Linked DNA regions of Mus musculus: region 1 is linked to region 2. The links are chromatin loops, found by intact Hi-C in ENCODE. Cell type or tissue: left cerebral cortex. All regions are shown on one strand. Links, peaks and the distances in the headings refer to the core of each region. The heading gives the core; the rest is flanking DNA.

Region 1 (5,365 bases), core at 308-5,307, 180 kb before region 2:
CAGTTAGATGTATCCTCCACTGTTTAGGTGTAGCTAGGGATTAAACCCCGGCCTGGCTTTCCTTTTCGCCAGGCAAATACATTACCAATGAGCTACATTCCTATCCCTAGACAATAAATCTAAAATGTTTTGGGAGTCCCACTTTTTCTGATTCTTGTCACTTCTAAGAAGCTGTAGAAGTGTCCTGGCATTCTGTGAGAAACACAGTTTTCCAGACAGTTTAGTGTTTTTAGCAGGAATGAAGCATTGCTTGCAGTGTGTCCGTGACTGGCCACTGCCACCCCCCTCCACCCCCCACCCCCCCCACACACACACACCACACCACAGATCTTACTATGTAGAACAGTCTGGCCTTGAACTTAAGAAATCTGCCTGTCTCCACCTCCTAAGTGCTGAGTTGACAGGTAAATATGTGGCCATGCCTAGTCCCACTTGAATCATTTTTAAAGTTTTTTTTTTTTTTTTTCTAAACCTGGCCTGCAGTTCCAACACACAGGAAGCAAAAGCAGGAAGTTTCAGGTTCAAAGCCATCCTGATCCACACAGCTAGCCATGGCAACCCAGTGAGTCTCTGTCTCAAAAGATGTTAGAAGGGGAAAGAGCTTGCTAAATAGTAAAGGTTGGTAGTTTGGTTTTGGCTCAAACGCAGAGCCTTGCACTTGCCAGGGAAGTGCTCACATTTTTGTTTGTTTAATTAAAGGATTTTTTATTTTTAAAAATTATGTGGGGGCTGGTGAGATGGCTCAGTGGTTAAGAGCACTGACTGCTCTTCCGAAGGTCCTGAGTTCAAATCCCAGCAACCACATGGTGGCTCACAACCATCTGTAATGAAATCTGATGCCCTCTTCTGGAGTATCTGAGGACAGCTACAGTGTACTTACATATAATAAATAAATAAATCTTTAAAAAAAATTATGTATGTGGCTAGGCCATGGTGGTACATGCCTTTAGTCTCAGTACTCGGGAGGCAGAGGCAGGTGGGCCTTGAAGTCAGCCTGGTCTACACGTAGAGCAAATTCCAGAACAGTCAGGGCTACACAAAGAAACCCTGTCTTCAAAACAAAACAAAGAAATCCCAGCACTCAGGAGATAGAGGCAAGAGGATCTCTGTGAGTTCAAGGTCAGGCTGGTTCCAGGACAGTCTGGGTATTCAGGTATTCGCCTGTGTATTCCAGGGTGCCAGAGACGTCCAGCAGCTATCTGACCTCTAGGAGCTGGCGCTATGGGAGGTATGCGCCACCCAGCGTTATGTGCTGGGAACTAAAGCTGGATCTGGGTGGGCAGCATCTGTTTTCCAAGAGTTTCTCAGTTTCCTGGCTGTACTGGAACCGGCTCAGTAGACCAGGCTGGCCTTGAACTCAAATCCACCTGTTTCTCTGCCTCCTTAGTGCTGGGATTAAAGCGTGTGCTATCTTCATAGCATGGCAGACACTCTTAACTTCCGAGTCAGTTCTTCAGTCCTGAACTGTCTGTTTCAGTAACAGCTCCAGGGGCTGGAGAGATGGCTCAGTGGTTAAGAGCCATTGCAGAGGACCTGGGTCCAGTTCCCAACACCATCTCTGGTAGTTCACAGCTGTCTGTAGCTCCAGCTCTAGGGGGATCTAACAGTCTCTCTGGACTCTGAGGGCATCTGTATATCTGCACTCTCATGTACATACCCCAACAAACACACACCTATAATTAAAAATAAAGAGAGGTTGCTTGGCAGCTAAGAGTACTTTAGGAGGATCATGGTTCAGTTCTCAGCACTCACATGGAACTCTAGTTCCAAGGGATCTGACTCTCTTCTCACCTCTGCAGGCCCACACATACACATAGGCACACACATATACACACAGGCACACACACATACACACAGGCACACACACACATACAAGCCAACAAAACACTTATACATACAGCATGAATACAAAAAATAAATCTTTTAAAACTTTCTAGGTCACCCTCGACCACAAAGGGAATTTCAGGCCAATATGGGATATACGAAGCCACGGTTTTATCTTTTTTTTTTTTTTTTTTTGGTTTTTCGAGACAGGGTTTCTCTTTATAGCCCTGGCTGTTCTGGAACTCACTTTGTAGACCAGGCTGGCCTCGAACTCAGAAATCCACCTGCCTCTGCCTCCCGAGTGCTGGGATTAAAGGCGTGCGCCACCACGCCCGGCCTTTTTTCTATCTTTTTTTTTTTTTTTTTAAGCCACGGTTTTAAAAGAAACAAGCAAAGATGGTCACCAGAACACTTGCCAGGTCCTTGATCCTTCAACACCACCATTGGTATTTCTTTTTTTAAAATTATCCTTATTTCAATTTATGTGAATATGTGTGCATTTTGTGCGAATGGGTGCCATGTATGTTGAGATTTTCCTGGAGGAGAGAAGTGGACAATGGCTCTCCTGGACATAAGCAGTTGTGAGCCTCCCATGTAGATGCCCGGAACTGAACTCGGGTCATTTGCAAGAATAGCAAGCACTCCTTACCCTAAACCATCCCTCCAGCCACCCCTAGTATGTTTACACTATTGTTTATATCCCTAGAGCAGGAAATACAACTTCATAGCACCTCGGTCTAGCAGCTCCCTGAACACAGAATGGTTTTGGTGCCTATAAAAACTGACATCTGGATACCAGAGTGGAGTCTGTGGGCCGGTGAGCAACATTTTGCGTTCTCACCACCAGGGGGCAGTAGGGCCCTGGCCTCCAAGCCCGGGTCCGCAGTCAGTCCAGAACAAGGAGACCAGAGCGCGTTTTGAATTCCAACATTCCGGCGGGATCCTTGGGTGGCTTTTCCAAACGTTCTTCACCTGCCAGCCTCCGCCCACCCAGACTAAGGAGGACCCAGTAGAAAATAGCTTGCACTGAAGCCCAGGTAAAGGGAGGAGGAGTTTATTTTATGTTTCACTCATAGGTTTTGCAGGGTTTCCAAGGAAGACTAGAGAATTTTATGGAGAAAGGTGGTTAATTCCATAGTCAGTATCAAAGATGGGCTGGATTTCAAGTTGCCATTAAAGAAAGCTAGCCCTTCCCTCTCTAGGCCTTCTGCTGATCTGGAGAGTAACCCTACCCTGGTTCTCCAAAGGGTATGTTACTTCTGTCCGCAGGTCCCAACCTTCATAGACCTCAGGGTCTGCGCTCCTAGAAGGAAAAGGGGAAGAGAAAGAACACCCTCAGGGAGAAGTTTGGCCTCTAGGCCTCCACCTCCTCTTCACTCTCTGGATCGCGTCTAGGACTTTTGAGTTTGGGTTAGAGTGGCGCTCCAGGGGACCAAGAGGCACCTTCTCCCTCCACCCCAGTGCCCAGGTGCTGCAGGGAGGGCTGGGAGACCGACAAGCATCGGAAAGGGAGTCTCCCACCTTCTCAGAGGCCCGTCTCCGCGGAGGCCAGATCACCGACAATTTTCCATCTCCCCTGCTCGCTGTGGGGGAAGGAACACTCAGCCGCGACTGCCCCTCCTCTTGCCAGCTGGAGGATGGCCGCACCCCTTATATACATACAGGTGTGCACCCCTCTTCCCCATGAAGGCCTCCACCCAGTTCTGAGGACCCAGGAACAGGAATGAGGCAAACTCAATGTAGAGAGGCACCCGAGTACTACAGAGGACCCGAGAACGCCAGAAGTCAAGGTTCCAAGGTCTGATGGATGTGGGGATCCTCACTCCAGGAGTGGGAGTGAAGAAAAGAAGGTGAACCCCCAGGAGAATAGTTAAGGGTCTGCAAGCCTACAGATGAATGATCACTGGAGGTGGAGACAGCTGGAGCTCTAGGGCCCAGGGGGACCGCTTACGGGTGAGGCTCGGCGCTGGCTCCTGGACCTCGGCGTCGCCGTAGATGCTGCGCCGCTGCAACTGCAGCTCCCGCTCGCGCTCGCGCACTCGTCGCACCTCCTGCTCCAGCAGTGACGGGGCAACGAGCGGTGGCAACTGCCCCAGTACCGGACAGCCGTCCTGAACGGCGGGGTGCAGCCGGCCTCCGGTCTCTGGCTGCCTCTGCAAGCCAGCGCCGTCCTCCGCCGCAGCCTCAAAGAAGCGCTTGAGTTCGTCCAGCGGCTGCGGCCGCCGCCGGGCGCTAGGCTCCGGAACCGCGGGGCTCGCCAGCGCCGCCTGCCTGTGAGCCTCGCGTTCGATGTCCCGTTGCATCTTCGCGCCCGCCCGAGCGCGCTCCAGGGCGCGCGGCAGCGGAGTACCGGAGCCGGGCCGACTGAGCACCGGCCGCACGCGCAACTCAATGAGTTCCTCGCCCGCGCGACCGGGACTCAGACCCCGGCTCCGGCGCAGGCTTTCCTCCCGCTCGCAGCTGCGGCGGATTTCGCGCTGGATGGGCGTCTCCATCTGCAATTCCGCCGGCGCCGGTTTGGATGCCGCGGGCTTCGGTAGAAAACACACCTGGAGGCCTCTGAGCCGAGACAGGGGCACAACTGCCCCAGTACCTCCGTTATACTAGTGCCAGGCGGCCCAGCTGTGGACCGCCCGGGCGCTCGGTCCGGTGCTCAACTGGCACCTGCGGGACCTGGCTCTCTGGCTCCAGAGTCTGCAAGTGCTCCTCTCCAGAGGTTTCCAGGACCTCACTGCCTCCCCCAGCAGCCCTCGGTGCCCTGGCTCTGCGGCTCCCGGAACACGTAGCCTTCAGGCGACCCCAGGACTCCACTCTCGGACACCCGAGGACATGGATGTTTGGAGTTAGGCGCCCTTTGAAAATTTTAGTTCTCAGAGCCGAATTGAGATGCCCAAATAGGTAGGACACGGTGCCCTGTGCAGTACCTGTAGTTACAGCCGCCGCCCGAGGTTCATAGGCGTCGCCAGCACTCTTCTTTGACCCGCCTCTGGCCTCCAGGAACATCCCCTGGGGGCAGGACTGGGCACCGCCCCCGTCACCTGCCAGCTGGATTCGAGTGGCCCTGGACCCGCCCTATGGGCCAGGGCGCCTCCACTGCTCTCCGGATTCCCGCCACCTGAACACACGGGTTGACTGAAGGGGTGGCTTCTTCGGAAAGGGCTTCCCTGAACTCACTACCCAGGGGGTATGTGTCGCCCTTTCCCTCTGGTACCACGCTGGCATTCTGGGGTCTTTTTTTTTTTTTTTTTTTTTTTTCATCACTTTCCGGAGACCTGACCTCTAGCGGAGCGCCGCGCTGATCGCTGAACCACGGCCTCCTTACAGAGTGTTTCCCCGGTCGTCTTTCGCTGACCTCACTAGTCTAGGTCAGCAAGTGCCAGCCTGCGGCCAGCGACACCACTCTCCTTCCCCCCGCCCCCTATCCCGTGATCTCCGGGCCTTCTCTGCACACTGATCGCTGAGGCAACACAGCTCGAGTCCAGCCCGAGGGTCGCCCGGGGCCGCCGCACTGGGTGCTGCTGCTACCCGGGGCTGCTCAGCT
Region 2 (5,365 bases), core at 285-5,284:
AGGTGCGCCCCCCGCCCCGGCCCGCGCTCACCTCGTCTCCGCCGCCGCAGCGCCCTCCGCTCCGCCAGGGTCCGGGAGCCCACCCGGCCGCTCGCGCGGGAAGGGACCGAGCGGTTCGAACCCGCGGCCACGCGCCCGCGCCCCCGAGGCCCCCGCGCGGCACCGGCCGGTGGGTCCAGCTGCGGCCGTGCGCGCCCCGGGCCGCCTGCAAGCCCTCGTACTCCACGCTGCAGCTCGAGGGGGACTCGGGGCGCGGGCAGGGACCTGGGATGCATGCAGCCCTTCTGGCTCGGCGGGAGCACGCGCGCACAAAGGCACGCGGGCCACAGACAGGGAAGGTGCGAGGGGGGCCTTGGGGCGTACACCCGCCGGACGAAGGGGGTGGCGGCCACACACGTAGGGACACCTGGGAGCGGCAGACGCCTCTTTGAGGGACAGCACGGAATGTTCTTAGAACTGAATATACCTAGCCAGAGCCCAGGTTCACAGATCACACCCCACCATGTACACACAACCCAGGCATAGCCTAGGAAAACCCGAAGATTTTCGGAAAAACCTAAGATGTACAGAACACAGCTGGTGAGCCCGTCCACACTGGTAATGCTGGACTCAGGAGCCTGAAGCGGGAGTACCGCGATTCTAAGCCAGCCTGGACTAAGGAGTGAGTTTGAGACAAGCCAGAGCTATAGGTTCTGTCTCAAAACAAACAAAAAAACAAAACATGTCCACAGGGTCCAACAGACACAGTCTCCGCCACTCACAACTAATGGGTACACAAATACACACCTCAGCCTTACATGGTTACAGAGAGAAGCAGGACCACAAGGTAGGCAGGCACCTAACACTTGCTTCTTGGAAGTTGGAGCACACACACACACAGAAACACACAGACACTTTCTCACACTCACACACACATTCTCTCTCACACACACACACACATGCACATATGGTCTTGTACAAGCTCTTCCTGGGATGGGCACACACAGGGGTAAGAGGACTCCAGATCTGTCAGAGATGCATATGCAGAACCCCAAAGTGGCAGCTACCCTGAGCACCACAGGAAGAGAGCACTGCTGAGCGGCTCTGGAATCTTCACACAGACCTCCAAGTGCTCCCAAACATACCCAGTCCTGCACAGGCTCAGTTGAGAGGAAGGTCAAACCAGCCTGGGGCTGAGCCAACATTATACTGCATGTATGTTTGCCCTTCTCAAGTCCGGGGGCTGAAGACTTTAGCCCCCCTCAAACCCAGGCTGTTACCTTTGTGGGCCTGCAGCGCTGGGATTCCTGTCGGCTGCCTGCCTTCCTTTAACTCCTTACTGCATTCCTGCCTCAGTTTCTCCTTGATAGGCTTCCAGACATCCTCCTACTTAGACAAGTCTCCACTGGCCCAGGAAAATTCTCTGGGGTTCAGAGTAAGGCGTATGCGAGGAAATAAATGGGAGTGCATTGTAATTTGGGGGTTGAGGGTGCGGCTCAAGTTGGTGGAGTGCTAAGCCAGCATGCAGAAAGCCCTGGGTTCCATCCTAGCACAGCACAAAAGAAGCAAGGTGGTGCAGCACTCTGGAAATAGAGGTACGAGCATCCGATCAAGGTCAGCATTGCCTACAAAGAACTTGAGGCCAGCCTGAGCTACATGAAACTCAGTCTCAAAGAAAATAAAAAACAGGAACACCAGCTGGGTTGTGGCGCACGCCTTTAGTCCCAGCACTGGAGAGGCAGGGGGATCTCTGAGTTCTGAGGCCAGCCTGGTCTACAGAGTGAGTTCTAGAATAGCCAGAGCTTCACAGAGAAATCCTGTCCTAACAAAAACAAAACAATGAAACAAAATGCTGGGGCTATAGAGATGGCTCAGAGGTTAAGAGCACTGGCTGTTCTTCCAGAGGTCCTGAGTTCAATTCCCAGCAACCACATGGTAGCTCACAACCATCTATAATGTGATCTGGTGCCCTCTTCTGCCTTGCAGGCATAAATGCAGGCAGAACACTGTATACATAATAACTCTTTAAAATAAATAAATCAGCCGGGCGTGGTGGTGCAAGCCTTTAATCCCAGCACTCGGGAGGCAGAGGCAGGTGGATTTCTGAGTTCGAGGCCAGCCTGGTCTACAGAGAGCTCCAGGACAGCCAGGGCTATACAGAGAAACCCTGTCTCGAAAAAACCAAAAAAAAAAAAAAAAAGATTTATTTATTTTATTTTTTATTTTAAATTATTTATGTATTTATTTTTTGGTTTTTCGAGACAGGGTTTCTCTGTGTAGCCCTGGCTGTCCTGGAGCTCACTCTGTAGACCAGGCTGGCCTCGAACTCAGAAATCCACCTGCCTCTGCCTCCTGAGTGCTGGGATTAAAGGTGTGCTCCACCACGTCCGGCAAAATAAATAAATCTTAAAACAAAACAGGTAATAGTAATTGGGCCTTCATAGATGAAGTCAGCGTTGTTAATGCCTCAATGTGTCTTTTTCCTACACCCCTCCACAAAGTCAAGATTGACCTTGAATCTCTGATCTGCCTCCACTTCCCAAGTGCTGGGATTACAGGCATCGCTGCCATGCTCAGCCTGGGAGTATGGCTTTGGAATACATGGTGCCTGTTCATTCCTCGCCCATTTACTCACTCTGTATGTCTGTTTGGAGAGACAACCCTTGGACAGGTTCCTCAACTTTCTTTTGGACTCTCCCTCAGAGCTACAAAGACTGGCATGTCAGAGTCAAACCAGCAAAGTCAGTTAAGGGGATATTGTCCTATTCACAGGTGGACCACTGAGTCTCAGAGAGGCAAGCCTTTTGCCCTAGGCAATACTGTCACAGCAGCCAAGGAGTCTGTCCTTTTCGAGGTTGGGGTTTCCTGCCTGCTTAGTGTCCTGTAGGGGGCAGCAGACTCCAGCGCTCTGTTTTTGGGTCAGGATGCCCTTCAGTCAGCTTTCCCTCCCACTGCAAATAAGGACTCTGCCTCGACCTCCTGCGTAGCCTGGGAAGTGCCCCCTACCCTCCAGCGCTAAAACGATGAAAAGGCTCTTCCGAAATAACCCCACCCCATTCCTAGAAGTTAAGTCTGCTCCAGACTCACTCTAAGGCCTCTCTCCGGATGTCTGCTTTCTCTTCCTGTAGTGTATTCAGGGGACCTAGGCAGGCGCCTATGCATTCCGGAACCGGTTAATGTTCGGAGAGAGAATCTCTGACTGCTAGTCAGGGACCAGTCTACGTTCCGGTTGTCATCGCCTTAGGAGCTCAGGATAGAAAGGGAGCAGCAAGGCAAGCCCGTGTCTGGGTCACCGTCGAGAAGGCTCCCGTTCTTCCCGATAATGTCCTGCGGCATCCCAGCCTTTGGGTCTCCTTGGGGACCCAGATGTGACTGCCCTGGGCTTCGGCATCCCAGAGTCCCTGAGTCGGCAGCATTGGGCGTCGCTCACGGGTGCTCAAAAGCATGCGGCTCGCACACTTAGAAAACATCCAGGAAGTACGGGGCTGTTTTCTCTGCACCCCTGTGAGGCTCCGGCGGAGACACGTAGGGCTAGAAGGATGCTGGCCATAGAGTCTCGAGCCAGCTTCTGCCACCTGTGCTGTCTGCAGTAAAGCCAGCACCATGCTCCCAGCTGCGGAGACCAAAACCTTTAGAAAGGTGCAGCGAATTTTCAAGTTAGGTTTTCTGTTCCTGTGTATGCATCTCGAATCTTGCTTCTTTCTAGAGCTCTCACCGTGTGCCTCATACCATCTCTCTTGGACAAAGTACTTTGATACCTGCCTGTTCTTCTCGCCCTCTCCGGCTGTTCTCTCATGACCACCAGAGGGCGCTTGGCCCACCCAAAACTGCTCCTCAGAACTAAAGGCAATGACTTGCACAAGGCCACATATTGTTCCCCTGACCCTGCTGGCCCTCACTTTCTCCATAGCCCACATCTCCCTCTGTCCTGCTGTCAGGCCTTAAGCTGAACAGGGCCTGGGCATAAGTTGTTCGTTCCTTCTGCCAGGGGTCTGTATACCTCTAGTGCTGGGACTGAAGGCTTGTACCACATCTACCACTAGTTTGCTTTTGAGCACAGTAAAACCTGGGGCCCCTGTTAGGCTTTCCTGAGAGCCCCAGAGGTCCTTTTGTCTCCACTTCCCCAAGATGGGATCACACACTTGTGCTACAAACATGGCTGTTGTGACTTTTCTACAATTTCCTTTAATTCTGGCACTCTGGAGACAAAGACAAAATGAGCCTCGAGTTTGAAGCCAGCCTAGTCACATAGCAAGCAAGTTCTAGGCAAGCCAAGGTTACATGGTGAGACTTTTCAAACATTTTTCTCACATATGTATGTGTTCAGAGGACACCTTGCAAGAGTCACTTCTCTCCTTCCTCTGAAGATGGAACTCGGGACATCAGTCATGGTGCCAAGTGCTTTTTAACCTACCGAGCCTTCTCTCATCAGCCCAAGTCTCCTTTTTATATGAGTGCTTATGTGAGCTCTTTAAGGACAGTCTTGGGCGGGTAAGAGCACTGACTGCTCTTCTGAAGGTCCTGAGTTCAAATCCCAGCAACCACATGGTGGCTCACGACCACCCATAATGAGATCTGATGCCTTCTTCTAGTTTGTCTGAAGTCAGCTACAGCGAGCGGGGTCAACCAGAGCAAGCAGAGGTCCTAAAATTTAATTCCCAACAACCACATGAAAGCTCACAACCATCGATCTGTACAGCTACAGTGCACTCACATACAATAAATAAATAAATCTTTAGGAAAAAAAGACAGTCTTGTCTCATCTCTTCCCCTTCCTTCCCACCTCTTTCCTTTTCTACCTTTTTTCTTTTTCCTCCTTTCCCCTCTTCATTCTTTTCCACTTCCAACCTGCTGTCTGAAGTAGCCCAGGCTTCCTCCTCTCTTGTCTGCTGTGCTCATGTATCATCTACTCCAAGTCAAGAGTTTGCATTTGCTTTTGTTTTATTTTTCGTGACTAGGGATTGAACCTTGGCCTCATGCATGCTAGGCAGCTCTACCGTTGAGCTGGAGCCCGGACCCTTCAGGGCAAGAACTATGGCCCTCATAGCTGTGTACCATTAAGAGCTTTTGCTGAGCCCTCACGATCCGTAATCTCCAGGTAACAGAACAAACATGAAACTTGCCCGCATCGCTGGGACAGAGGCAGGCACGCAGCACATAGTTCTGTGAAGTTTGCTGCTCTGAGAGCTCTCAGGGCACAAGGAAGTGTGGGAATGAGACTGGAGGACTGAGCAGCCAAGGAGGGACTGTGGCTGTGAGCACAGGGCTGAGAGAGCGGGGCTGCGGAGGGTGGACAGCTTTAGAGGTCTCTTTCCATCTTCTAGGTGTTGGGGATAACACAAGCTATCAGGCAAATGACCTTACCCTCTGAGCCTTCTTGTCAGCC

What was found. Peaks named below come from ENCODE experiments on the same cell type or tissue, not always from the same donor. Only the 100,000 strongest peaks of a DNase experiment are listed, where the experiment ranks them.
Region 1: a loop joins it to region 2, with 2.2 times the contacts of the local background. A loop is called at or near these places in 2 of 42 quality-filtered maps.

The regions. Positions count from the first base shown.
Region 1 is chr8:84,007,366-84,012,730 of GRCm38, forward strand. It overlaps Misp3 (MISP family member 3), which reads right to left and starts at 4,355. Exons shown (of 3, transcript NM_001291292.1): 1 at 3,776-4,355; 2 at 3,346-3,407; 3 at 2,863-3,127. The coding sequence starts at 4,319. The coding sequence ends at 3,113. It overlaps Mir1199 (microRNA 1199), which reads right to left and starts at 4,268; the gene lies at 4,150-4,268. In left cerebral cortex, for the core only: CTCF peaks have their summits at 1,242, 2,658 (motif pointing right) and 4,083; DNase peaks (open chromatin) are centred at 2,677 and 4,060; H3K4me3 peaks cover 1,503 bases.
Region 2 is chr8:84,183,767-84,189,131 of GRCm38, forward strand. No RefSeq gene overlaps it. Among named protein-coding and RNA genes, the nearest start is that of Mir181c, 7.5 kb to the left of the region's middle. In left cerebral cortex, for the core only: CTCF peaks have their summits at 2,867 (motif pointing right) and 3,786 (motif pointing right); DNase peaks (open chromatin) are centred at 393, 522, 2,884 and 3,783; H3K4me3 peaks cover 1,263 bases; H3K27ac peaks cover 1,138 bases.